Linked DNA regions of Mus musculus: regions 2, 3, 4 and 5 are each linked to region 1. Evidence: chromatin loops called from intact Hi-C (ENCODE). Cell type or tissue: heart. All regions are shown on one strand.

Region 1 (5,000 bases):
CCCTGTCTAGCCCTGGCAGTTTTTCTGGCTACCTCTCAGGATCACATCTGATGTTAGGAAAGCCTGTGATACAGACAAACACGTCTGTGAAGTGAACGAGGAATCCCGAGACCGGTGTCTCACAGTGACTAGTCTGTGGTGCCAGATACCAGGCACCCTGAGACCCAGATGCCCAGGTCACCAGGCTCATGGCCACCAGGAGGAACTGTGCAAAAGAACAAGGTCATCCCTGGGATGTGGTAGGCTAGGAGACTCCCCGGGTGAGCTCACAGTTACTTGCTCTCCCACAGAGTGACACGATGGGAACGGGAGTCCTTCCAACGTCTGCCAGTCTGACCGGCAGGCATGGAGGCTCCAGCTTAGCCTGGCCTTCCCATGACTCACACCTGGGAGAGGCTTCCTTCCTCAGCTTCATCCTTCGCTTGATGAAAACTGTTCTTTTACATTACTGAATGTTTCACGCATAGAGAGAAGTATAACAACTGATATAAACACCCATGAGTTCTGCACACAGTTCAAATTCTGTCATGTTCCTCTTCCTCCTCTTGGCATGTTATAGAGATCTTGTTGACCCCAACCCTGGGGACCTGTGCTCCTCTCGCTCAGCTTGCCCTCCCAAATTTGTTTGCATATCCATAACATAGTCGATTTGTTTGCTCTCAGGCTTTACCTGAATGGAACTCTATGGCATGAGTCAGTCTAAGCCTGTTTTTGATTCTCACCCTCACTCCCGACCCCCGACTCAATCTGTACATGGCTTGAATCCACTCACTTGTAGCCTAAAAATAAACAACAGTGCATACGGCCTTCTCCCATTGACGGGTGGCTAGGCTGTCCCCAGTTGTTTGTCCTCAAAACCAGCTGTCCTGGGCATATTCAAATGTGTCTCCTCGCACAAGCACAGACCTGAGTGAGATAGGGGAACAGTGGCTGGGTTGCTGGTCCAAGGCCTGATGCTTCTCTCCTCAGGACCTGACTGGTTTTCAAGATCACGACGCCAACTCATGATTCTGTGGTCCCAAGATCCTTCTGTATTCCCATTGATACTTGGGGACCAAGATGAACTCTTACTTCTCAATGGCAAGGCTAGACTAGGGAGGAAAAAGACCTAAGATCTCATCATTGGTGACCAAGGAGCCAGGCTAGAGCTGTCCCTCCACAGCCCAGATATCCCAGTAATATCTATACAGATGTTCAGTTATTTATGGGCTGGAGCTGTGGGTTAGACAGGAGAATACTCTCCTAGCATGCTTGAGGTCTTGGGTTCAATTCCCAGCACTCCATAAATTGGGTGTGGTGGTATATTCCAGAATCTGGGAGGGTGGAGGCAGGAAGATTAGGAGTTTAAAGTCATCCTTGGCTATGTAGAGAGTTCAAAGCTAGTCTGGACCACATGAGATTCTGTTTCAACAACAACAACAACAACAACAACAACAACAACAACAACAACTAACCCACAAAAAAGAAACAACAACAAAAATCATTCATTTCTTTTGTTCAGTAATATGCAACATGGGTTGAACTCAAGGAGAAGGTTCGATTCTTCTCCACGCTGTGTGGCATTGACTGGGACAGCTGGATGAGTACCTGAAATGTCAGTTCCTGAGATGGCTTACTAACTGCAATTTGATACCTGGTAGAGGCAGTGGGGGAAATCATAGCAGGAGACAACGCAGGAGGAGCCTCACAGGGTCTCTTCACAGCTTGCTTAGATTTTCTGAAGGTAAAGATGGATTCCCAGAGCCCCCAAAACTACATTGGGGTACCTCTGCCCTACTCCATTGGTCAAGCAATCACGGGGTTTCCAGGGCCAAGAAAAGGAAACACCATAAGTCACTTCCTGATGGCAGGAGTGTCAAAGATTTTAGGCTTTGTGTTTCATGCAACGCTCCTGCTTCAGCCACAACCTTCGACAGCACAGGGTTCAAGATATCCCGAGGGCAGCCAGTAAGTAGCAAGGACAGCTATCATAGCTGTTACCCTAGTCACCTGGAACTGCACAAACCCCAGGATACTCGTAACAGTAGTGCCCTGAGAGAAACGGCCCAGAATATCAGTGGTTGGCCAAATCTGTGAATGTGTATTATTTAGTTCAATGAAATATTTTTATGTAAAATTATTTACCAACATTTTAACTCCAAACGTCAAGATTTCTGGGGTTAACTAAGATGACTGGGTGCTTGCTCCCAACTTTTACAACCTGAGTTCAATTCCCAGACCCCAGGCGGTAGGAGAGAAGTGATTCCTACAAGTTGTGCTCTGACTTCCACACATGGACCTTTTACGTTTTTAAAAATATTTTTTAGCAGGGTGTGGTGGCACATGCCTTTAGTTTCAGCTCTTGCGGGGCAGAGGCAGGCTGGTTGGTCTCTGTGAGCTCAAAGTCAGTCTGTTCTGCAAAGGGAATTCCAGGCCAGCCAGACACTGGGTTTGTTGTTGTTGTTGGTGGTGGTGGTGTGTGTGTGTGTGTGTGTGTGTGTGTGTGTGTGTAAAATCAATCTAGAAGTCTGGAAAAAATCAGAATCATTCTTGGTGACACTTTTACTCTGTGGTCACCCTGGGAAATCTCCCCTCCTTTACTGCAGTCCCCACTGTCCCAGAGTTGACAGAGTGAGGGAGACAGTCACTGATGGGGAGCCCTCAGTGATATTCCATAAGGAGAGTAATCTCAGAAGCCTCCCAAGAGGAGGTAACATGTCACCTGAGTCTGGAAGATGAGAATGGTTTATGACCATACAGGCCTCCAGTTGGACGTCTGAGCATGGGTCAGAAATGACCTGAGGCTGGAGAATCTCCTGGAAGCTCATTCCACAACCGCAATCTGGATGAGGAGCAGCACAGACTTTCCCCGGAGGTGACAGAGGGACATTCCAACTCACAGTTCACTATCAGCACCCGCAGCTTGCTACACCCTGGAGGGAGCACGTGTGGTGTGCGAGGGCGTACACGTGGTTGTGTAAATCACTCACTGGCCTGTGAATAGAGGGATTAATTAACACGTCAGGTTAGCTGGCGTGGTGAAGGAGCTCCCGGGATGCAAGGGGATGAGTAAGCGATGGTAAAAGGCAGAGAGAGCTGGCGTCAAGGAGGCTGGGCTGGAACCTGCAGATGGAGCCCCAGCAGGCTCCATCTGGCGTCATCTGGACTGGAACCTGGAGCTGGACGGAGGCCTTGAGCTCTTAGGTCTCGGGGGAGGGCCAGTTAAGAGATAGGAGGGAGGCACTCTCCTGAGGCTACAAAATGAATACTCTTCTGCCCACAAAGGGATGTGGGGTAGATCTGCCTCCCATCCAAGGACTATTCAGGTCCAACCCCGCTGTAAGCACAACATAACAGGTTCAGATGCAGATCTCAGCACCAAGGTTCTGGGGGTGGGGGTGGGGGGCAAAGACTCCCACCATACCAAGTTCATTCTCCAAGGCATAGAGTTGCCCCATCCAATGTTTTTGACTCGCATAATTTTGGAAATATAAAGGAACATAGCTCTCAGACCCTAGCAGACTAGTGTACATGCTCCAAGCTCCATCCAAGTTCTCAGATGTAGCTATCTGAAGGGTCTGCATAGCTGTTTTCACATTATGATCCCATGTGGAAAGCCAGCAATACACCGTGAAACCAGGGGCTCACTGGGGTGTCTCCTGTGTTCTTATTCTTCTTCATATTTAAAATTTTAAAATAAATGCCTTTCAACGTAATCTTCTAATGGATTTGTGGCTTTGAACGATAAGCCTACAGAAACGGTTTGGTGGATCCTGACGCCTCCCTCTCAGGCCCTCCACTGCTCAGTTCCAGAAGCTATTGTCCAAAGAGCCAGTCACTCTCACCTGTTTCTGCCCACTCATCTTCAGTGAGAAGTAGGACCCTAGGACAGTTATCTAGGCACTGAGGTGGGGACCCCCACTGGTTTCCAGGAAGGCTGGCAGTAGGTAGGCTCCCTGCTTCTGAGTCTCACAGAGTTCCCAGGGGATACTGGGCAACACCGCCATCTAGTGGCAGATAAGCAAGGCACTGAGGGGGACATGCCATAGTTTCTTAACTTTGGACACTTGGAAACAAGACTCCAAGTAACACTGGCAGCTAACCAAATCCTAAATAGGCATCTCAGAAAGTATTTTAGTGTCCTCTTGGGGTAGACTGGTAGGTAAATTGTGGAAGGCCACCATGTGGAGTGGGATGCTGTGCGGCCTGGGATTGTGCACTATTGGTCCCTATGGTGTTCCTCTGAGTGGGGAGAGGGTTGCTAATTAGAGCCACACCCTGGGAGGCTTCTGCAGCCTGTGAGCTCAAGTCCTTGTCTGCATACAGTAGAGCATATACCCTCTGTACCAGTTCCCACATCAGTTAGCACAGTCCACGTGCAAACCAGGAACACAAAATCATTCCACCTGGGTTCCCAATATTGACTTTATTCAAGAACATTGCTGCTCATGTCACCAAAACTCCCCAGGCCTGTCCATCTCTCTATCTCCCTCCTTTGGCCAAATCAGTGTTCCGTCTGGCATGGGTGACCCAGGCTTCCACTGGATTAAGACATCAGTGTGGGAATTGCAACTAGTCACATTCTATGAGGGCTTCCCTTACTGGAATAAGCCAGCCTCTTCTTTGTGGCCCCCAGGAGGGCACTGATGGCCACCCCTGGCCCCTAATCTCTGAGCTCTGTGAGTTACACAAACCTACTGGGCTCTTTCCCATGAGGTTCTCCATTCCTGGAAAACAACCCATACCATCTAGTTTCTATTCCAACCTTAGAGCCACATCACCTCCACAGAGGGGTCTCTGTTTGTTTGGGCATCAGCATTATTTTGATGTGATTGAAAGGAGCCAATCAGGCCTTTGTCCTTGGGAAATGAAATGAATGAATCAAGCATAAGAGCGCATACACATAGTTCAGCACTCAGGAGGAAGAGGCAGGAGAGGCAGGAGTTCAAGGCCTATCTTGGCTACATAGCAAATTGGAGGCCAGCCTGGGCTACATTGGGAACCTGTCTCAATGAACTATA
Region 2 (5,000 bases), 280 kb before region 1:
AGTTCCCATGTGGCAAAAGCAGTCATTTCTTTTGCCTGTCAGACAATGGCTTTCCATTGACCTAGACTCATGGCTGCATATCAAAGCCCATGCCAGCCTCCAGGCTCCTTCAGTTCCAAATTACAAGTACTTTAATACATTTCAAAGCCCTACATGGTCCTTCCCTCCCATGGTTACTTACCCCTTATAACCCACTATTCTCCCTCCCACTCTCCTCCCCTCCCTCCCTCCCTCCCTCCCTCCCTCCCTCCCTCCCTCCCTCTACATATATATATGATATAGATATAGTTAGGTAAGTAACTATCTTGCTACCCACTTATTCTCTTATTTTATTCCCACCTTTCACTGTGCTGTATGCTTTATCTCTTCTCATCTTGCCATGTCCACTATTTATTCTCCCCCACTCTCCCACTTCCCTAACCCTAGCTGTGTCCAGCCTTCTGGCCATGTTTAGTCTACTCCCTTCTCTCTCTGCTCTGGATTCTTTCAGATACCTCTGGCTGTTCTCTCCCCCACAGCCACAATAAAAACCTTAACCATATCATGGAGCAATCATGTGGGCAGTTTCTTCCTTGTGTCCCCTCGCAAATATCAGGGACACACATGGGCAAGCCAGTCTCCACTTTTAACCAAAGGTTCCTCAAACAGTACCACCAACTGGGGACCAGGTGTTCAAATGCCCTCTGGGACATTTCTCATTCAAACCTGCACGCCACCCTTGCAGTCCTTGTTCCAAATTCTCCTCACTGGAGACTGCCTTTCTCTCCTGCTGCAGGAGACACAGGCTTAGCCCTACCCAGATCCTCTCTTGGGAGTGTGGGCTCTCCACTGTTCCCACCTGCACTTGACTGGAGACTGGAGGAAGTTGGGGAAGTGACACTCGGGCTGTGAGATGGAAGAGGGGGTCTCTTTAGCACTGACTTCTTCTGAGCTCTCATGATGGCTCAATTCTGTTTCTCTTTTGGTTTCCCCTGTTGTGCCTTGGATTGGGGCTGTGGGTGCCAGAGGACACTGGGGCAGATTGCTGGGGAGTTATTACAACAATTATTAATAAGCAGATAGACAGAGGAGCAAAAGCATGGCAGGAGCCCCAAGGACAGTCCAGGCCCCAGCATCAGTGACAGACAGCATCATGGGATCTAAAGAGAGAAATCAGAGCCTGTGTGGTAGAAACAGAACCCTTCTTACACTCTCTGGGAGACAAGAAGGTTTCACTGTAGGCTCTCTAACTCCCAGGAAGGCAGGGGAGGTGTTGGGAAGCAGCAAGTATGGCTTTGTTGTAAATGCATTTCCCAGGTAAGAGATCCTGGCACCAGGCAGTCTACTAAGTAGGGACTCATCAAACGTGCATCAGTAGGGTGCCCAGGAAAGGAGCTGCTGCAAAGACCAGCTGGGCAGAGGCTGCATTCTAGCCGGACCTCTTTCACTCAGAGCACTCTCCTTTTTAAGCACTTACAGGGGGTCCCTGAAGCTTGGCCCCAAGAGCAGCTGGTCTAAGGCAATGGGACTTATAAGCACCCATCTTTTAGGTTATCTTCACTTTTTCCAGACCGTCCAGGACCATAAATACTCTCAACGCAATCCTATCTCCTGTATCCCCTCCCCCCATCAGCTAGACATATGCAGGTATGTTAAAATGGTAGCCATAGCCTGGAAGAGGGTTGGGCCCTGAGTGGCTGCTCAGAGAGGGTTTTACACTCCATGTAAGTAGAAACCAACTTCTGTTGCTGTCCAGCTATTTATTATATTTGCTACAACAGCCAGCTATCTCCACTGTTAGACATGTTAACATACTGTTTTATAAAGCACTTTCATTTTGGCTAAACAATGAGGAATCTCCCCAAATAAAAGAAATTTGGTTTCCAGAAATAAAGCAACATGGTGTTTGTTATTATTTTCTTTGTGGGTTTTGTTGTTGGTGGTGGTAGTGTATTTTTTGTTTGTTTGTTTGTTTGTTTGTTTTGTTTTGTTTTGTTTTCTGTTTTTTTTTTGGGGGGGGGGTGGGGGTTTGAGACAAGGTCTTACTGTGGGCCTGGCTGTCTTGGAACTTGCTATGTAGACCAGACTGACCTCAAACTCACAGATATCCACCTGCCTTCTGCCTCCTGACTGCTGGGGTTTGTTTTTTCCTAGACTCTTGCCTTCCCCCACCGTACCAATTCCTTTATAATGACTGACTACAAGAGACACTTATCTATCAGCTGACATTCTTTAAGTCACAACTCACTGCATTTCCTTAACTACAGCTAGCAATGCCCAGCTAGAGGCCAAAACAAAACGACCAAGCAAGCAAGCAAACAAATAAACCCCCATCCTTTCAGCCCTCTTGTCTTTTCTGCCCTGTAACTACCATGCTGTGTAGGCAGGGGGAGCTGTTTGTTACACTACACAAAGCATGTGCTCTCATCAAAGCCTGTCTCTCCTGGAGGTCAGCTTCTCTCTAGTCATCTCCAAGGCATTGCACTGGCTCCTGATTGGTCCCTTGCTTCTAGTGCTTCTGCTTCCGATCTAACCTCCCAAAGGCCACAGAATGAGGGCTCCACACCCCACATTAATTGTGTTACAGTCTGTTATGTTTTTTAAGTGTGACGTTTTCCTCAAAGGTTCATGTGTTGGAACACTTGGTTCCCAGCTGGGCGCACTGTTCTGTTTTGTTTTTGATCTTTTGAGACAGGGTCTTACATAGCCCAGGCTAGCCTGGGAGGGGGGGGAATCAATATGTAGTGGAGAATGACCTTTGTCTCTTGCTTCTACCTCCCAATTTCTGGGTTTACAGGTGTGCGCCACCAGACCAGGCTGATGATGGCAGCCATCAAGCCTTCCCCCTGTGATTGGTTAATCTTCGCTTGTCAATCTGACTGGATGTAGAGTTACTAGGGATACATGCCTCTGGCTGCATCTGTGAGGGTGTTTCCAGATTGGTTTGCCTGAGGTGGGGACACCCCCCCACCCTGAATGTGAGTGGCACCATCCCATGGGATCCTGGACTGAATCAAAAGGCAGGAAGGGAGCCGAGCACAAGTGTGCATCTCTCGGTGCTCTTGACTGTGGGTGAGTGTGAGCAGCCCTTGACGTTCCTGTTCACACATCTTCCCAGCTTCACCCCAGACTGCGAGCTAATGGAAGCCCTTCCTTCTTGAGCGCTTTGTCATGGCAATGTGAAAATCATGAATACATGCTTATGTTTGAAGTTTATCTTTTTGCTTACACATCAGTCTATTGGCCTACAAAATGACAGGATTGACCGGATGAACCCAGGTCTCTTAAATAGATGCTTTTATGATTTGGGAGCTTGGTGATCCAAGGGTCTCCATCATTCTTTTCCTTCACAATTGCAAACATAAATATGTTGTTTAATCACATTCTTCAGTGTTCCCCTGCCTACCCGGTAGTCTGTGTTCCCTATGGACCTGCATCTCTGTCTGTCTCTGTCTCTCTCCATGTTTTGTATGTGTTTGGTGTGTGTACATGTGTGTGCATGTCTGCCTGCCCATGCAGGTTCATGTGGAGGCCAGGGGTTACCACTAGAATGTCTTCCTCAGTTCCTCTCCACCTTATTGTTTTGAGACAGGGTCTCTCTTTGAACCTGGAGCTCACTAGTCCAGGCTAGGGAAATGGCTGTCTCAGCCCCTCCAGAGGTGGGGTTACAGGTGCATGTGGGGATCCCACATCATCAGGTCCTTAAGCTCACATAGCAAGCTCTGTCCATTGGGCCATCTCCTGAATTCCTCTCTTGTCTTTACATTCTATTTCAAATGGCAGAAGCGACTCTGCCTTAATTGCGGAGCCCACTCCTTGCTCTAAGTACTTACAAAATATTCAATGAATTAATTTCACCTTATCCTTACCTCTCTAATGTTTGTCAGTCCTAACTATTTTGTTTGCTTCCTCTCTTTTCTTTCCTTATCTGAGAGGAACTGAGAAGTATATGTTACTGCTTCATACGTCCTGGGTTAGGATATCAATGAAAAATCCTTTACTGCCTTAGTTGTTAGCTTAATATTACAGTCTCCCTTTGATTCATTAGAATCGAGTGCAAATTTATACTTCCTATTTTGAAAAATGCCAGGTCTTAGACTACTTTCATTTCATTTAAACTTTTCCCATTGCTATCATGAATTTGAATCCCAGAAGATATTCAAAAATGTTTGAATGTTTTGAGTCTTCCTGTGTATCCCTGGCTGGCCTCGAACTTGCTATGTAGACCAGGCTGACCTCAAACTCAGAGTGATCCGCCTGCCTCTGCCTCCTCAGTTCTGGGATTAAAGGTGTGTACCATGCTTGACATGGTTTTTCAAATATACAGTTCATTGTTATTTATAGACACCTCGCTGTACAACTGAATTGTTAAATTTGTTCCTCTATTTGTTTCAAAAATTTGTCTCTCTCTTTTTTAAATTTTGTTTATTTGTATGTGCACGAGTGTTTTTCCTGCATGTATATCTATGTACCACATGCATGTAACGCCAGAGAAGTTCAGGAGAGGGCATCAGATCCCCCCTGCAACTGGAGTTTCAGATGGTTGTGAGCTGCCATGTGGGTCCTGAGAATGGAACCCAGGTCCTCTGCAAGAGCATCCAGCGATCCTAACTGCCAAGCCACCTCTCCTGCTCCCAATTTTGTCTCTTTTAACCAAGATTCTCCAGTCCCAAATTCCAGGCAATGGTATCTACCGCTCGCTCTTTGCTCTGCTTGTGTGACCTTCATTTTGCAGATTCCATACACAGATGAGACAACAATGTTTTGGTCTTTGTGACTACTTTGATTTTGGATTTTAGAAGTTTTTCTTATATGTTTAAATATGATTTTTCTTTAATTTATCCTGCTAAGAAATTAATGTCTAATTTTCCCACTAATTTTGGAAATTTTGGGTCATTATGAAAAATATTGTTTCTGTTCCATTTTATTTCTTCTTCCTGCCTGGTGTCAGTGTTACACGGATAGTGCAGGTTTCTCCTTGGCCCCAGGTTTCATTTCTGTGTTTTTCATTAATTCCTTAT
Region 3 (5,000 bases), 160 kb before region 1:
CCCAGAAAAGGGCTCTGGCCAGACTCAGAGGCAAAGGGGACAAGAGCTCCGCCCACTCTGAGTGCCTCTCACAGGGTCATTTGAACACAAACATCTCCTGCTTACAACGCCCCCCTCCTCCACCACCACCAAACAGACTCCTGGGAGAGATTAGCTAGCTGGGACTGGGCCCACAAGAGGGCTGACAAACTAAAGTAAAATCCACTACTAGAAACAAAACAAACCAATCAAGAAGAAATATGGGCCAAACTGCGGGAGATGTTTTACACTTTAAAGCAAACATTAAACAATCATCAAAACTGGATGAATGGCTTAAGAAGGAGGCGGGGGGGGGGGGGGGGGGGAGAATCCACAAAAACAAACCAATTTTGAAAAAAAAAAATTCACTTAGTAAAGCATCAACAACCCCAACTGTGGCGGGGGAGGAGAAGTCTTACAATGAGGTCTGCTCAGCCTGAGAAATGAGAAACCCTACTGAAACAACGACCTGGGGCAGCCGCTGAGTTTTGCTAGAAGGTGATACTAGAAGATTCTGTGAGGGGAACAGGTGCGGCTGCTTACCAAGCTGAAAGCTGCTTGGATGAGCAAGATTGAGAGCAGGGGGCTCAGAACATGCACCTCCCACCGGGGACATCATGAAACATATACTTGGGCTCAAGTTAGAACCAAAAGCATTCGGCTCCCCCTGAAGTTCAAAGCTCTGGACCTGCCTTGTCCACCTCAAGAATGAGCAATCAGGACTAGCCAACTACAAGACAGATGTAAAAGGTGGTGTACCCCCAACCCTCCGCACCAGGCACTGTGAACAGAGTCAATTCACTTCTTTCTGTCCTTCATTTTAGATTTTCTCAAACCAGCCTCAGGAGAGGGGCCAAGCACCCTCCTCTACAACCACAGTAAACTTGAGCGAGTAGAAGCCGAGAATACTTAGACTGCTGGGATGCCCCGAGTGAAGCACGCCATGTTCTGCCTGGGCTTCCCTTGGTTGTGCAATACCCTTGTTCAAATGCACTTTTCTTTGTTATGGTGCTTGCCAAAAAAATCTTAGAGTCACCATCCCTCTTGCTGTGCTGGCTGCTTACACATCACTGTGGGGAAGGAGCGTGGACGAGGTCTTTGAAGTGGATAAAAGAAAAGAAGCCACTCGGACTGACTACATGCACGGTGTGAACATGCCCATTGTGCACAGAGATCTCTTTGGTGAACCCCATCTTTCTCCCATAACAAGTTTCCTCTGTGTTTTTAGTGGAACCCCGTAACGGCTTTGGAATCACTTTGCATGTGTAAGTGGGGGATATCGACATTTGTAGAGGGTCTGGAAGAGGTGCTGGGCCCCTTGCTAAACAACTTCCAACACAAGAGGCTGTGATTGAGGTCCTGTGCCCTCAGGCCCTTCCCTGCCTTTGGAGCTTCTGAGAATGGGTAAATAGTTCTTCTGAGTGTCCAACTGGGACACAGTGAAATAGATATGTGTGCACAGTGTGCTGTTCACACTGGAGGAGGGGCTGCGTTATGGCCCAGCAGCTGACAGAGGATGAATAGTCTCTGAGGTCCCTGAGGTCAGAGGATCCAGTGAAATGGCCACATTGGATGGCTCTCCAGACGTGTAGTGGGTGGAGACTCGGCATCCAGATACATTGCCTATGAGCCTAGCCTGCCCTCAGCTGAGACATGAATATCTAAATGATCTAGACACAAAGTATCAAGGTACCCTCTGACCTTCCAATACCAAGGCAACCTGATCTCCGCTGAGACATGAATATCTAGATGATCTAGACACAAAGTATCAAGGTACCCTCTGACCTTCCAATACCAAGGCTCAGGATCAGAGAACTGAGACATGACCTTAAGTTTCAAATATAAGGAGATCGAGGGAAGAGAATGGCAGGGACTTAGGGTACCTGCCCTGGTCTGTAAAAAAACACCTAGAATAATGAAGGACAGTCTTCCCTATCTCACCCATCCATGTGGCCTGAAGGAAGACCCAACCCATGGCTCTTGGCAGCCTCTAGAAGCCCCAGAGTAATTAGGTTGGATAACACCTGACCACCCTGCAAGAGAATGGGGTGAGGAGGTGGCCCCTGGTGATATCCACCCCAGAACCCCATCCACTACAGGGCGACTAGAGCCCAGACCCCTAAAAAACCGTGATGAGGTAGTAGGAGTCAAGACCATGTTCCAGAACCTTCTTTGCTGGAGTTCTGGATCCCATGTTGCTAAGGAAGAGCCCCTGACCCTAAGATCGACCATCCATTCTGTGAATGTTAGCATCTTGAGTAGCAACATGGGGCCAACAGGGCCCCAACTCCCCAAAGGCAACAGTGTCCTCATATCCTACTCCCAAATCGGCTCTGTCGTGGGCTCTGAGTGATGTTTCTCCCCTGCCCTCTCGCTCCTGGTGACTGTGGTGGAGGCTGGGAGGGGTGAGGTTTGGAACATAGACAGGAAGGACTCAAGAGTGGATCGGCTTGGCACTGGAGCCCGCCAGGTGCCAAATGCAAACCACAGAAACCAAGGCTGAGATGTCAGCAGCGCTGGTGATTGGTGTGCTAGCTGTGGCTGACCTGAGCCTTATTAGAAAACCAACTTCCATGGCTAAAGCCAGCGGATGCTGGGGAAGTGTTGGGGGCTGGAAGACCACAACTAAAACAGCCACCAAGTTTCATCTCAACCGCCCTTGCTCCTCCCACCTTCAGTGGGCCAGAATGCACTGAGGACCTTTAACTGTAGCCTTTGTACTCAGGTATGGGAGCACATCTTGGGGGGAGAGGGGATGTCTATGTAAAAGCCAGGCTCCCTCCATCCCCCTGGGGTCTGGCTCCATGCCTGCAGTACTCATCTTACACACTAGGTGGCAGTGCCCACCACCACTGCCACCGACACCACCGTACCTGACTCAGCCACATCAGCAATGTCCACCCCTTGCTCTTGTGCCATGAAGCCCAGGATGGAAAAAATTGCGAAGCCAGACACAAAACTGGTACCACTGTTCAGGCATCCCAGCAGCATACAGTCCCTAAGTTACACACACGTCAGGGGGTAAGTTAATCACAACACAAGGAAGCCACGCTCCCTACTTCTCTTTTTTTTTCTTTAATCATCATTTCTAACGTCCACCGGGCCCGCCAGCGCGACACTTGCCTGTACGAGTTATACTTGTACTTGTTATAGCTTCCCAGTGAGGTCATGGCCCCCAGGCAGATTGCGTAGGAAAAGAATATCTGAGTTCCAGCGTCGATCCACACCTGAAGAGGGGAAGAGCATTAGGGTGGTTGCCTGGGGTGATTAACCATGACAATGTCTACACAGGCGAGCTGCAAGGAACCCCAGAGGCAGATCTAGAACCCCAGAGGGCAGATCTAGAACCCCAGAGGGCAGATCTAGAACCCCAGAGGAAGACCCTCTTCTTCCTGCATCAGTTAAGGCCTCTAACTCTGGAGTGACCAGTACCACTCCTGAAACCTTGCTTTTCATATCTACAGAATGGGCCCCTAGCCTACCCTGCCCCTGCAAACAACTTTCCACACTCAGTAAAGAGCAGTCTTCTCTGAGTCTATTGCTAAGTTGCCACGGTCCACATCAAGCACACCAAGGCAGCTTTGACGGCTGTGATGGCTTAGTCTGAGACCTAAGTTAGAACACAAGGCATTCTTTACTTCTCTAGGGACTGTAGCTTATAGCTCTGGAAGGCAGCAAGCCTACCTTCCCAGCTTACAGCTCAGGCTGGCCACCAACCCTGCTCTGCTCCAATTTTCAACTGCTTCCCAGGGGCTTGGGAGCCTGGGACAAAGGTCTCAAAAGACACACAAAAGCCTCCAGGGGTTTCACCAACTCTAACACTCTTCAGCTATGTGCTGAGACAGGGGGACTTACAATTTGACCCCCTTAACCTTCAGAGCACCATTGATCCTATCTGAGGATGGTATCCTAAACATTGAGTCTCTGGTCCTGATGTGGCTGGAACAGGGGCCCCTCCTCGCCTTAGCAAGGAGTGATTGCCTGAGGCAGGCTCTGTAGCTCAGAAGGACTGTGAGCCACTACTGGCCCAGGAGAGAAGTACCAGGCAGTAATGGTTGGCTACACATGGGCATCAAAGAGCCAGAGAAAACACTGCCATCTGTACCCTGTGTGCACCACCGGTTTATACAGGGTCTTGGGATGAGGTACCACACCCTGCTGTACCTGTGGGTCCCCAAGGCGGCTGATGTCAGGGTACAGGTAGAATTTGATGCCTTCACCAGCACCTGGCAGGGTCAGTCCACGGACCAGCAGCACCAGAAGCATGGCAAACGGGAAAGTAGCGGTGAAGTAGACAACCTGTTGTCGAGAAGGCATCGGGTAGACTTGTGAGTGTCCTTGCTGCAATGAAGTGTGGGCCATCCTCTTCTCTCAGAGGCACGTGCTTGCCCTGGGTGCAGCAAGGACCCTAGAGACATATTGGTCTCACTTGCCGTGCCGTCTTTAGTGTGTTGTGCGACCCCTGAGCCTCTGCCACTTTCCTTAAATATGACATAAGGGTCTCTCTTATAGATTTAAAAAAAAATCCTGTGGATAATTCACATAGCCCATTCAGGCTCAGAATTTAACAAAGCAGGCAAGACAGAAAGCATGCCCACCCTTTGAAGAGATTATGCAAAAATACAAACATACAGACTGAGTCAACTATCAGGGACCCTAGGCAACGACTCAGCCCGTGGTCACATGGCACTCAGCACATATCGGCTAGCATGACAACTATCAGTATAACACAGGGGTCGGTGGGGGGGTTGGGAGTAAAGAAAGGGCTCGAGAGATGACACGTGGCTGAGAGGACTGGCTGCTTTTGCAAAGGACCCAAGATTGATTCCCAGCATCCACGTGGCAGCTTAGACCCAGTTGAAATTCCAGTTGCAAAGGACCTGACATCTCTGGTCATCTCTGACACCAGGCACACATAATATTTAGGCAACATACCTACACATATTTAAAAAAAAAAAAAAAAGACAGAAGCAGGTATAGGT
Region 4 (5,000 bases), 100 kb before region 1:
CTGAATCCAGCCCCAGATGTTCTGCTGCTTGGCCTGTGGTGGGCTCCATCCATCGTGATTTGAGTTCATTGCCAGGAATCAAAATTGATATATGAATGCATGTACCCTCACCTGCTCAGCTGCTTAGGCAAGATTGCCTAGCCTAGGAGTCTAGAGGTGGCCTGACAACATAGAGACACTGAGTCTCTTTAAAAAAAAATAATTTCAGGCTGTTGGGTGGTAGTGCATTCCTTTAATCCACTTGGGAGGTAGAGGCAGGTAGATCTCTTGAGTTCCAGGCTAGCCTGGTCTAGAGAGCAATTCCAGGACTACACAGAGAAACCTTGTTTCAAAAAACAAAAATAGATAATAATCATTATTAATAGTGTTATATAATAATTGTTATAATTATATGTTATAATATAATTATAAAATAATACTATATAATAATGATATTCTTATTACTGTTATTTTGATCTGGGCATGGTAGTATTCACCTTTAAACCTAGAGGGCAGAGGAAGGTGAATCTCTGTGAACTTAAGGTCATCCTGGTGACAGTGAATTTCGGAGTAGCCAGGACTACATAGTAAGAGCCTGTCTCAAATAATTTGCTCAAACACAATGGCACATACCTGTAATCCAAGCATCTAGGAGATAGAGGATGTGGAGTTCAAGTCCAGCCTTGGAGACAGAGAGTATGAGACCAGTCTTGGCTACACAAGACTCTGTGTCAAACAATTTAAAAATAAAATAAAATAAAATAAGTAGGGGGCCAGTGAGATAGAACAACAGAGCTCCAATTGCTCATGCAGAAGGCCAGAGTTTAGTTCCCAGGACCCACAGCAAGCAGCTCACAGTCACCTTTTAATTCCAGCCTCAAGGGATCTGATGCTTTCTTCTGGACTCTGAGAACACCTGAATGTACATACCTACATACACACACACAAACGCACACGCGCACACACACACACACACACACACACACAGGGGGGGGGGGGGCAGCAGACAGACAGACAGAGACAGAGAAACAGAGAGACAAACACAGAGACAGAGAGGCAGGCAGGCAGGCAGGCAGGCAGACAGTCAAGATAGACAGACAAAGAGACAGACACACAGAGAGAGTATTTAAAGGCTGGGGCAGGAGGGTTGGCTGAAGTTTAATAACATCCTGTCTCAAAAACAAACCAAGGAGGGCCAGCAAGGATGGCTCAGCAGGCAAAGGTAATTTCTGCAAAGGAGATCCAACCTGAGCTGCAGAACCTGTATGATAGAAGGAGAGAGCCAACTCTGACCTCTACATACATTGTGGTACCCACGTGCACATTAGTGAACGAACGAATGAATGAATGAATGTAAAAAAAAGTTTAAAAGAGGAAATTTTGGGTTCTCTTGAAAATTGTCAGAATGAGCCCCTTGCTCAGCCACAAATATCTAGCACTGAAGAGTACGCTCCCACGGTGGAACGAGACCCCTCCAGAGAGATATCATAGCACTCCTTGGTTTGTAAATGTCTCCATGTCACTAGCTGGTCCTGAAGGAGGCTTAGCTGAGACCCAGGCCAGAGATGGGAGCTGGAAGATTCAGAGAGAACTGTTGGGCACACAGGGCACCAAAACCATTGGCACTTAGAAGGTCCTTCAAGGAAAGGCAGGCAGAAGTTCCTTCCACGAGCCAATATTGGCTGACATTCCAATGGGACTAATTTCTCATTTCAGAAATGAGAAATCAATGTCCAGGCAGAGCTCCTGGGGAACGTGTGCAGGGTAATGCCCAGGTTCCAGGCTTTTGGTCCGTGGCTATTACTGCGTGCAGTGAATGGGATTTGTAAAATGCCACTGAGACTACATTATTCAGCAGCTCTCAGTAGTGACATCAAATCGATCAGGGCTTTGAACAAAACCTCCCGACCCTGCCAGAGAATCTCCTGCCCTATCTGTCAGGTCACCAAGAGTAGCCACAATGCCGAGGGAGGCACAGCACATGCTGGGCCATCTGGCTAGCTTTGGAAGTCCACTTGGCACCAACTCTGCAAAGGATCGAGGATCTTCTTGGCCAGCCTCATAGAATTCAGAGTACCATGCCCCAGTATAACCCTGAAGAGACAAACAGGGCTATTAGGCCGTGTGTGGGTGGTCCTCTTCTCAGTCACATCACTGTGTCCTAGAGATACTTCTTCAGTATGTTCATATGCCCAGCAATGTACCAGTGGTCACATCATAAAACCTGATCAGAATACCCTGGCTCTCAGGAATCTTCCTCTTGCCTGCTTGCAAATCCTAGATTCATCTATCCTTGGGCTGTGTGACCTACAATGAAGAACACAACAACTTTGTACTTCATTGTCCTAATCTATACAGGCAGACTAAACAAAACACCAGTGTGCACCCACCCCACCCCCGCCGTGTGGATCCAGTGGAGATGATTCATGGGAAGCGATGAATAGGGTCTCTGGCACAGTCCACCACTGGGCATGTGGAAGTGCTCCTCCTACCCATATGCCCCGGGTGCCTGGGGCCTTTCTACTTCTGAGCCTTCTCTCACAGTTTCTTCCCCCACCCAATGCATGTTGCCCACTAGCCAGCTGCAGCCTGAGACTCAGCCAAAGCTGGAGCCCCAAGCAGGAAGCACCCAAGAGGCTGGCTCCCTAGCAATGCCCAGCATGCGGCCAGCGCAGAGGATCATGGGAACCCATTGCCGGATGTGGTCTTGGGGAGGTAAGTCCCCGAGCCCCACTTCCTCCTCTCTCCGAGGGAGCAGACTGCTCCAGAGTCAGGGAGGGAATGCATCGAGGATAGAGGCAAAACTGTAGGGAAACCAGCAAGCAAGCGCACACTGCTGCGTGGCCAAGCCAGCTCCCTGGGGGTGACTGCAGGAGCCTCCTTCTTTCTGGTCTTCTCCTACCCTAGCCCATCGCCACTCCCCGCGAAGAACATAGGAGGGCACCACCGCCGTAGAAAACAGCTTGGCAGTTCTAGATAAGGTTAGAAATTTCTAGTCAGGCTGAACATTTGGCCTCTGAACTAACAACCCCACGCCCAGGTATTGCCGTGTGGAATTCTACCCCCTTGTGCAAGAATGAATGGCTGCACAATTCATGGCAGCTAAAAATGGAAACAGCCTGGTTGTATCAACAGGAAAATAGAAACTGAGTGATTGCAGCTCTAGCAAAAGGACTCCTGGGATGCGCAGAACCACGAGGGAGCTCTGAACACTCTGGGTGAAAGAAGCCAGACTCCCTGTGGTTTCATTTATATGGAAAAATCAAGACAGAATTGGAGAGCCAGGGCTACCTGAGGGGAAGGGAGAGGCAAAGCCCCTGGAGAACCCTGGGAAGGATGGGTTCTACAGCCTGACCCGACAAGGACACACAAGAGTCTATGTATGGACATCTGAATACTTTTTGCAGGGGTCAGTACCCAGGTCTTTGATTCTGTAGTCCCTACTCCCACCCTATTCTTTCTCTCAGCCAGCTATGGATCACAATATTTAGCCAAGGGGCTGGAGAGATGTTTCCATGGTTAAGAGAGAATATTGCTCTTGCAGAGAACCAGAGTTCAGCTCCCATGCCCACATCTAGGGACTCACGTGGATCTGTAACTACCTCCAGGTATCCTGGTACCCTCTTCTGGCCTCCCTAGCACCAAGCACATACCCACTCACAGACACACATATATATGCATACATTTCTTTTAAATCCTTAAAAACAAATGTTAAGCAAAGAAAAAAGGACTACCTTGGCCTGGGAATGTAGTTTAGTAGATAGAGTGCTTGCCCAAAACTCAAAAAACCCTGGGCTCAGTCCCCAACACTATATAAACTAGACTTAGTAGCAAGGAAAAATGCTATTGAACATATACAGAAAATGTCCTTGTTATTATTCTCTAAAACTGGTAGAATAACTGTTAATGCAGCATTTATAGTGTATCATGTTATTACAGTTATTATTTGCTGGCAATGCCTCCTAGAACCAAGGTCTGGCACAGGCTAGGCAAGTGCCCTGCAGGGAGACCTCCCACGGCTCATCGGCTCATCTAGAGCTGGCTTACGGTGTTTAAGAGAAGATGGTGAGGTTACAAAAATCACCACCTCATCACCACTATATTCAAACATTTATAGAGGGAAGGGGTGCCATGAAGCCTAAAGGCCTGGGTTCGATCCCTGACGCCCACATAAAAGTAGAAGGATAGAAAAGATTTTAACTTTTTCACACACACACACACACACACACACACACACACACACACACACACACACACACACACTCCTTCCTTCCTCTTCCCGGGCGCTCAGGACTCCTGGAACTCCTCTGCTTCAGAGCCTTTCTATCATGGCTCTCTATGCAGGGTATTTCCCCTCAACCCTTCTCAGATGACTCCTTTGGCCCTGGCTAACTAACACCCTTAGGTCTCAGCTCTTTGGTCTCCTACCTGGCTTTTCAGATAGCCCCCTGCCCATAGTCTTGAGTCTCCCAGGTCCCAGCCTGTGCCCTGTCTTCTTTTCAGTCTACCTTGAATACCCAGGTGATGATTTCCTATCCTTTGCCCACTGGCCTGTTTTTATATGTTCCCACCATTCTACTGCCTATTCCGTGTGGACAGGGCTAGTCTGTGGATGCAGCGCAGTATCCCGGAGCCTGCAGCAGGACCGGCCCACACTGCTCTTTGGATGGAGATACCGTGCCTGCAGCTGTGCCACACAAACTGCCCCATTTGTGTTCTGCAAGGAAGGGGCCAGTCTTCAGCACTATACATACAAGTCTGTCCACAGAACACCTCTCCCCATCCCCCTTATCTTCCTTGCAGGCCGCTGAATTCATGTCCTGAGCAGATCTTCAGAGGCCTCACTTTCTCTATATGTGGCAAGCTCCATTACCCAAGGTGGCCTAGTCTCACACCCTTCTCATGAGCTGAAATTGAAAAGGTGTCAATTACTCTCTAGGATTATTACTGTGGAGATTGGATCAAATCAGTTTGGGGTAGGGAAAGATTTCTTATTTCCTCTCTATCTTGGGGAACAGGAA
Region 5 (5,000 bases), 50 kb after region 1:
TGATGAAGGATGAAGGTGCTCCACTGTTGCAGGATATTTGATCACAGTGTGAACCCTGAGATTGTTTTGTTCACTGGAAAAACCCGTTTCTAGTTGTAGTGTGGCTCGATCTTAGTACACACCTTTAATTCTAAACAACGAAGAGAAAGTTAGTTTGTAGAAGGAAGCACCCATATTTGAAAGTGAGAATGAGAAGGTAAAGACAGAATGAGCCAGAGAATGAGAAGGAGCCAGAAGATTAGAACAGATTGCTAGAGTTAGTTTGAGGCCGAGTAGGGCAATTCAGTCAGAGACCAAGAGAAGCCAGATTCAATCAGTCAGCTTGGAGAGGAGTTTGAGCCAGAACAGCTGAGTTGAACCAGTCAGCCAGAGCTCAAAAAGAAATAGAAACAGTGAATTTGTTCAGCAGTAAGTTTCAGAAGCTGAGACATTCTAGGCCTAGCTAAGATTGTATGGTTGCTAGAAGCTTCTAGGATTAGGCCTAGGTTAGCAGATTGAGGCAGTAGGCCTTGGAGACAACAATTAGTACAGGTAAATAAAAGTTCCTTTTACACGCCACAGCTTTCTTCTCATATTTTGAATACTGCCCATGGATTTGAAACCTTTGAAAAAGAAGTCTAGACAAAGTAATAAAGTACTGTGTTGTGGAACAGGGACTTGGCAGGTAGGGGACATCTTCAGTCATTCACAACAATGTGAGTGCTTCTACTTATACATTGTTAAGATGGTACATTTTATCTTATGCTGTGTGTGTATATATGTATGTGCACATTGGTAAAATGGTGTGTGTGTATGTGTGTTTGTGTGTATTGTGAGAATACAGGTGCAGGCCACCAGAGCACATGAAATAAATAGTTTGGGACAACTATTTACTTTGACAGAATGATTCCTTACATGAAGTTCTACACGTGGCTTACCTACAAAGCAGGGCATCTGGGCTCCAAAGACATGATTGTTTGACATGCAGCATGGCAGAAACATCAGCCCGAAGAGCAAGGCCGGCTGCTTTGATCCCTCCTGCAATGGCTCTGCCCTCTAAGGATATCGTGCAATCCAGTGTGCTTGAACTAAACCCGAGTGTTGCCACACAATTCTCTCCACATCTATTTTGACTCTGGCAGTTGCTAACCTTGCTTCTAGGAAAAGGTGGGGGTGGGGACCCCTGTTGGTGAGACTCTACTGTTCTGAGCATGTGAGAGCGCTGGCTGAGCGGAGGCAGGGATGAGCTGCTCCTGGGTAGCTTTCAGCAACACTCCTGGGCCCTGATAGTTGGCAGAGGCCTGGCACCAGCTCTGTCACCCTGCCGTGAGGATGACCTGCCCTTTCCCTCCGTTATTTGAGCTCTGGGCCAGAGCTGATGGTGATGTCATCGTCTTGTGATGTTGTTAGGTGACCTTGGTCATGAGGCTGGTTCTGCTTGTTTCTCTCACACCTGACAACTGAGATGAGAAAAGCATTGCTGGGAACCAAAGAGGGAAAGACGGAGGACCCTGCAAGGGAGAACTCTGCCAATCCCCAAACCCTAAGCACAACTGCCTTGGATCCAACCTAGTTTCTAGTGGTTCTAGGCCTGGAAAAGCTGTAAAGGAAAAAGAGAAGAAGACATCAGTGAGGGCTGGGCGCAGTTCAGTAACAAAGCACTTGGCTAGCTCCTATCTTATGAAGGAAGAAACTGGATTGAAGGGACTGAGTCTAGTGTTCAGCTAGTTGTAAATGCAAGGTTTCTTGTCTCCTCATCTGTATCCTTACCTTGTAATACAAATGATGGCTCTCGGGTATCTTTCAATCTCTCTAAACCTGTTGAATCAATAACAAAGTGCCCTTAGGTTGGGAGGACAGCACAAATGAGGACATTCAGGCTGACAGCAGGAACAAGAATCTGCTCAGTAAGATGGCAAAGTCTGGCCTTGAACTCCCTGCCCCACAAAGCTCAGCTCCACCAGCGAGATACACCCAGGACCAGAGTGCTGGGGAAACCATCTTGCCTAGACTGTGTGTGCTCTTGTGGATGGTTCCAGCTCAGCATCACAGGAGCCGCCACTGTTAGGATACTTTGCCTGAAAACGGTCTCCTGGGGCTGTGGAGCATGTGATGTTGTCTGTCCTGTGCTTCTGGAAGCACGGTTGGATTTTCACATAGTTTGCATTTAAGGAATTAAATGGCACAGTTTGCCATCTAATATGTTGACAATGAACCGAGACAAACTGAAAGGGAATAGTGAAGAGTGTAGCACCCTCTAGTGTCAAAACAAGCTCTTGACTGATCCTGGAAACTTGAATAAGAGCAACAGACCTGGTATGCTACATAGTAGGTTGTGGTGATGGCTGTGTGCTTCACAAGCAACAAGAAAAGATTTTAAGTTTTCACCAGAAATAAACTAAATTTAATTATTCTAAAATACATGTTTGGAGATAAACATTTATATTCACTAAGATCCCACCCAATGTGTACCTGTTTACTTATGTGTGCCTATTTTATGTGCTTGTCTATTGAGATTAAGATCTTGATTCATAGCCCTTGGCTGGCCTAGAACTTGTAATCCTCAGCCCCTTGACTGCTGAGATTACAGTTATCCACCACAATGCCAAGCTCCAGTGTTTAGCTTTTATGTACCAGCTAAAAATACATTTAATTGAGGAAGGAAAAAAAAAAAGACATACAAGTTTAGGTGAATTCTCTTAGAAGTACTCTTCATTTCCCCTTGTGTGAGCAAGTGAGACCCAGGAATGGGGGGAAGCTTGCCAAAAGCCACAAAGCGTGTTGGTGACAGAGTCAAGACTGGCAGGTTTGTTACCCACCTCTGCTTTCTCCAGGAGGCATTTACTCCATAGCGAGCACGGACGGAAGACTGGGTCTCATTTAGCCCAACAGCAGCTGCTCACTCAGAAGGAAGAATCCTACCAAAGGGGAAAAGGAGGGGAGGTGGCTGGCATGTGATCTGAAGGGACCACAGCCCTCAGACTATACACTCTATTCAGGGGCTGCGGAGCTGTGTGAACAGCCCTGCTGCAGCTGAGCCCCACAGTGCCCTGGTTCCATTTCAGAGTGCTATTTGTTGGGTGCTGTGACCTAGGCAGGTCTCTTCCACTCCCTAGGTCTTTGTATTCCCACTGTGAGATCAAAGTACTGAGTGAAGTCAGGCTTTCTCACTTTGTTGAATGCCCAACTAGACGCAGAATTCTCTAGCACTGGCCTCTTTGCTGACCTTCAGCCAGGGTGGTAGTGGTGGTGAGGGATCCTCACTGCTCTGACAGATCCTCACAGAGCCTATCATCCTGAGAGACAGACTCCCTTAAGATGCTCTGCCTCCTTCTCCCTCCCTTCCTTGCTTCAGGCCCTTAGTTGGTCCTGTTGCAGATCCTGGCACATGGTAAACATCTTTGTTCCTCTCTGGTGTGGAGTATGTGTTCACGTGTGTGTGTGTGTGTGTGTGTGTGTGTGCTTGCTTGGAGAGGTCAGAGGTTTATGTTTTATCATTCTCCACCTTATTTTTTGAGACAGGGTCTCTCACTGAACCTGAGGCTTACTGTCTCAGCAAAACTAGCTAGCCAGCAAGCTCTGCTGACCTTCCAGGGCTGGCTTTGCAGGTTCGTTCCGACATACCTTGCTTTTCACATGGGTGCTAGGATCTGACCTTAGATCCTCATGTCCGCTTGGCAAAAAAACACTGAGCTATTTTCTCAGCCCTTGCAAAGTACATTTTAACTGGACAAATCAAAATATTTCAAAGCCAGGTTGCCCTGAAAACGACTTAGGGAGACGGCGTAGAGCAGCTGGACTAAGGCAGCTTAAAGGAGTGACTTCTGTCCACTGCTCATGACCTCTCTGTGCTGCTTCCAACCTGGGGACAATTCCTGGGCTGCTCATGTAGACACTCGTTAGTCCTCACAGCTGACCTTAGGGCACTTCATCTGCTTAGCTGGCACATGGCACAGCTGTGCTTTGTAGCTTGGTTATCTGGCTCCATGATACTGCAAGATCCCCTTGCAACTGTGGGAACTTTCCCAACCCACAAAGGACAACTGGGGGGCTCCTGGCAACACCTCACCCTGGATGTCCATGGCACAGGAAGTGGATGGGAAGAATACCAAGAAAAGAATCCCTCAGGGGTAATCAATATCAGAAACCACAGTGGGGCATGCTGTATCCACACCCATGAAACTTAAACTTCAGCCAAGAAAATAAGAATCGACATGCTCTGTTTGAGTGGAGCAACAGGCCTGCAGGAGTTGAAAACATCGGGCCTTGTAGTCCTCATTTCTTGGTGTTTTCCATGTAAACTGATGCCTGGCTAGGTGCCCGCAGCTGGCGCCTGCTGGTAGTCTCAGGCACATGGTGGCAGAAGATGGCTGAGGGGTGAAAGGAGGTAAGCCTTGCTGAGTTGTGGGGACCCCAGTATTGAAGAATGATGTCCACAGCTTGCCTCTCCAAAGTACCACTGGCCCCTTCTGCCTGCAATGCACAGCATAGCACTGCAGGCCCGGTATCATTTAATCTTCACCCATTCAGCATTGCTGGAGGACAAGCTGTTGGCCAGGCCTCAGCCTGGGGTTGTGAAAACAAGCAGTCACTTGTCTGATGGGACTGTGTTCAACTCTAAGTTCTCAGAAGCAGAGGAGCCAATACCTATATCTGGCTTAGGAACCCGACCCAGTGCTGCAGCAGGACTCTACAGGTACCCTCCTCCCCACCACCCCCCACTCCCCGGGTCCTGCTGCCACCATGCTGCCCAGTCTGTTACTGAACAAGCCTAAGCTTTGCCCACCTTGATTTCTTGAGAGGCTCCAGAGCTTCTGATGAGATTTCACAGCAATAGCCTGAGGTGTGTCCCAAGAAATCTGTCACTACTAATTTCAGCAACTTATAACTGACTTATCTATAGAACAGGCCTTCTTTGCCTCTGGCAGTGTCTCATTTTGGCTGCCAATGAGAGAGGTGGGGAGCATCCTGCTCAGGCCCGGCTCACTGAAGCCTCCATTCTCACAGCTGGATGAACAGCC

Evidence for each region. A loop is a pair of places that touch in the nucleus more often than their neighbours do. Peaks named below come from ENCODE experiments on the same cell type or tissue, not always from the same donor. Only the 100,000 strongest peaks of a DNase experiment are listed, where the experiment ranks them.
Region 2: a loop joins it to region 1, with 4 times the contacts of the local background. A loop is called at or near these places in 9 of 42 quality-filtered maps.
Region 3: a loop joins it to region 1, with 6 times the contacts of the local background. A loop is called at or near these places in 36 of 42 quality-filtered maps.
Region 4: it touches region 1 in a loop (3-fold over the local background); 15 of 42 quality-filtered maps call a loop at or near these places.
Region 5: a loop joins it to region 1, with 4 times the contacts of the local background. A loop is called at or near these places in 10 of 42 quality-filtered maps.

What each region holds. Positions count from the first base shown.
Region 1 is chr6:91,575,118-91,580,117 of GRCm38, reverse strand. No RefSeq gene overlaps it. Among named protein-coding and RNA genes, the nearest start is that of Lsm3, 62 kb to the right of the region's middle. In heart, no CTCF peak of the experiment used is centred here; DNase peaks (open chromatin) are centred at 3,017 and 3,897; H3K27ac peaks cover 236 bases; H3K27me3 peaks cover 3,321 bases.
Region 2 is chr6:91,850,136-91,855,135 of GRCm38, reverse strand. It overlaps a transcript of Ccdc174 not described here. Among named protein-coding and RNA genes, the nearest start is that of Ccdc174, 25 kb to the left of the region's middle. In heart, a CTCF peak has its summit at 2,353; no DNase peak of the experiment used is centred here; H3K27me3 peaks cover 1,455 bases.
Region 3 is chr6:91,739,194-91,744,193 of GRCm38, reverse strand. Slc6a6 (solute carrier family 6 (neurotransmitter transporter, taurine), member 6) reads right to left here. Exons shown (of 15, transcript NM_009320.4): 7 at 4,183-4,317; 8 at 3,142-3,245; 9 at 2,892-3,016. Among named protein-coding and RNA genes, the nearest start is that of Gm44981, 20 kb to the right of the region's middle. In heart, a CTCF peak has its summit at 2,846 (motif pointing right); a DNase peak (open chromatin) is centred at 2,873; H3K27me3 peaks cover 548 bases.
Region 4 is chr6:91,676,894-91,681,893 of GRCm38, reverse strand. Gm40387 (a long non-coding RNA gene) reads right to left here. Exons shown (of 3, transcript XR_869270.2): 3 at 1,145-2,286. It overlaps Gm30628 (a long non-coding RNA gene), which reads left to right and starts at 2,202. Exons shown (of 3, transcript XR_377873.3): 1 at 2,202-2,694. In heart, a CTCF peak has its summit at 2,917; a DNase peak (open chromatin) is centred at 2,643; H3K4me3 peaks cover 283 bases; H3K27ac peaks cover 1,496 bases; H3K27me3 peaks cover 913 bases.
Region 5 is chr6:91,524,671-91,529,670 of GRCm38, reverse strand. No RefSeq gene overlaps it. Among named protein-coding and RNA genes, the nearest start is that of Lsm3, 11 kb to the right of the region's middle. In heart, CTCF peaks have their summits at 1,156 and 2,241 (motif pointing left); a DNase peak (open chromatin) is centred at 1,190; H3K27ac peaks cover 1,571 bases; H3K27me3 peaks cover 579 bases.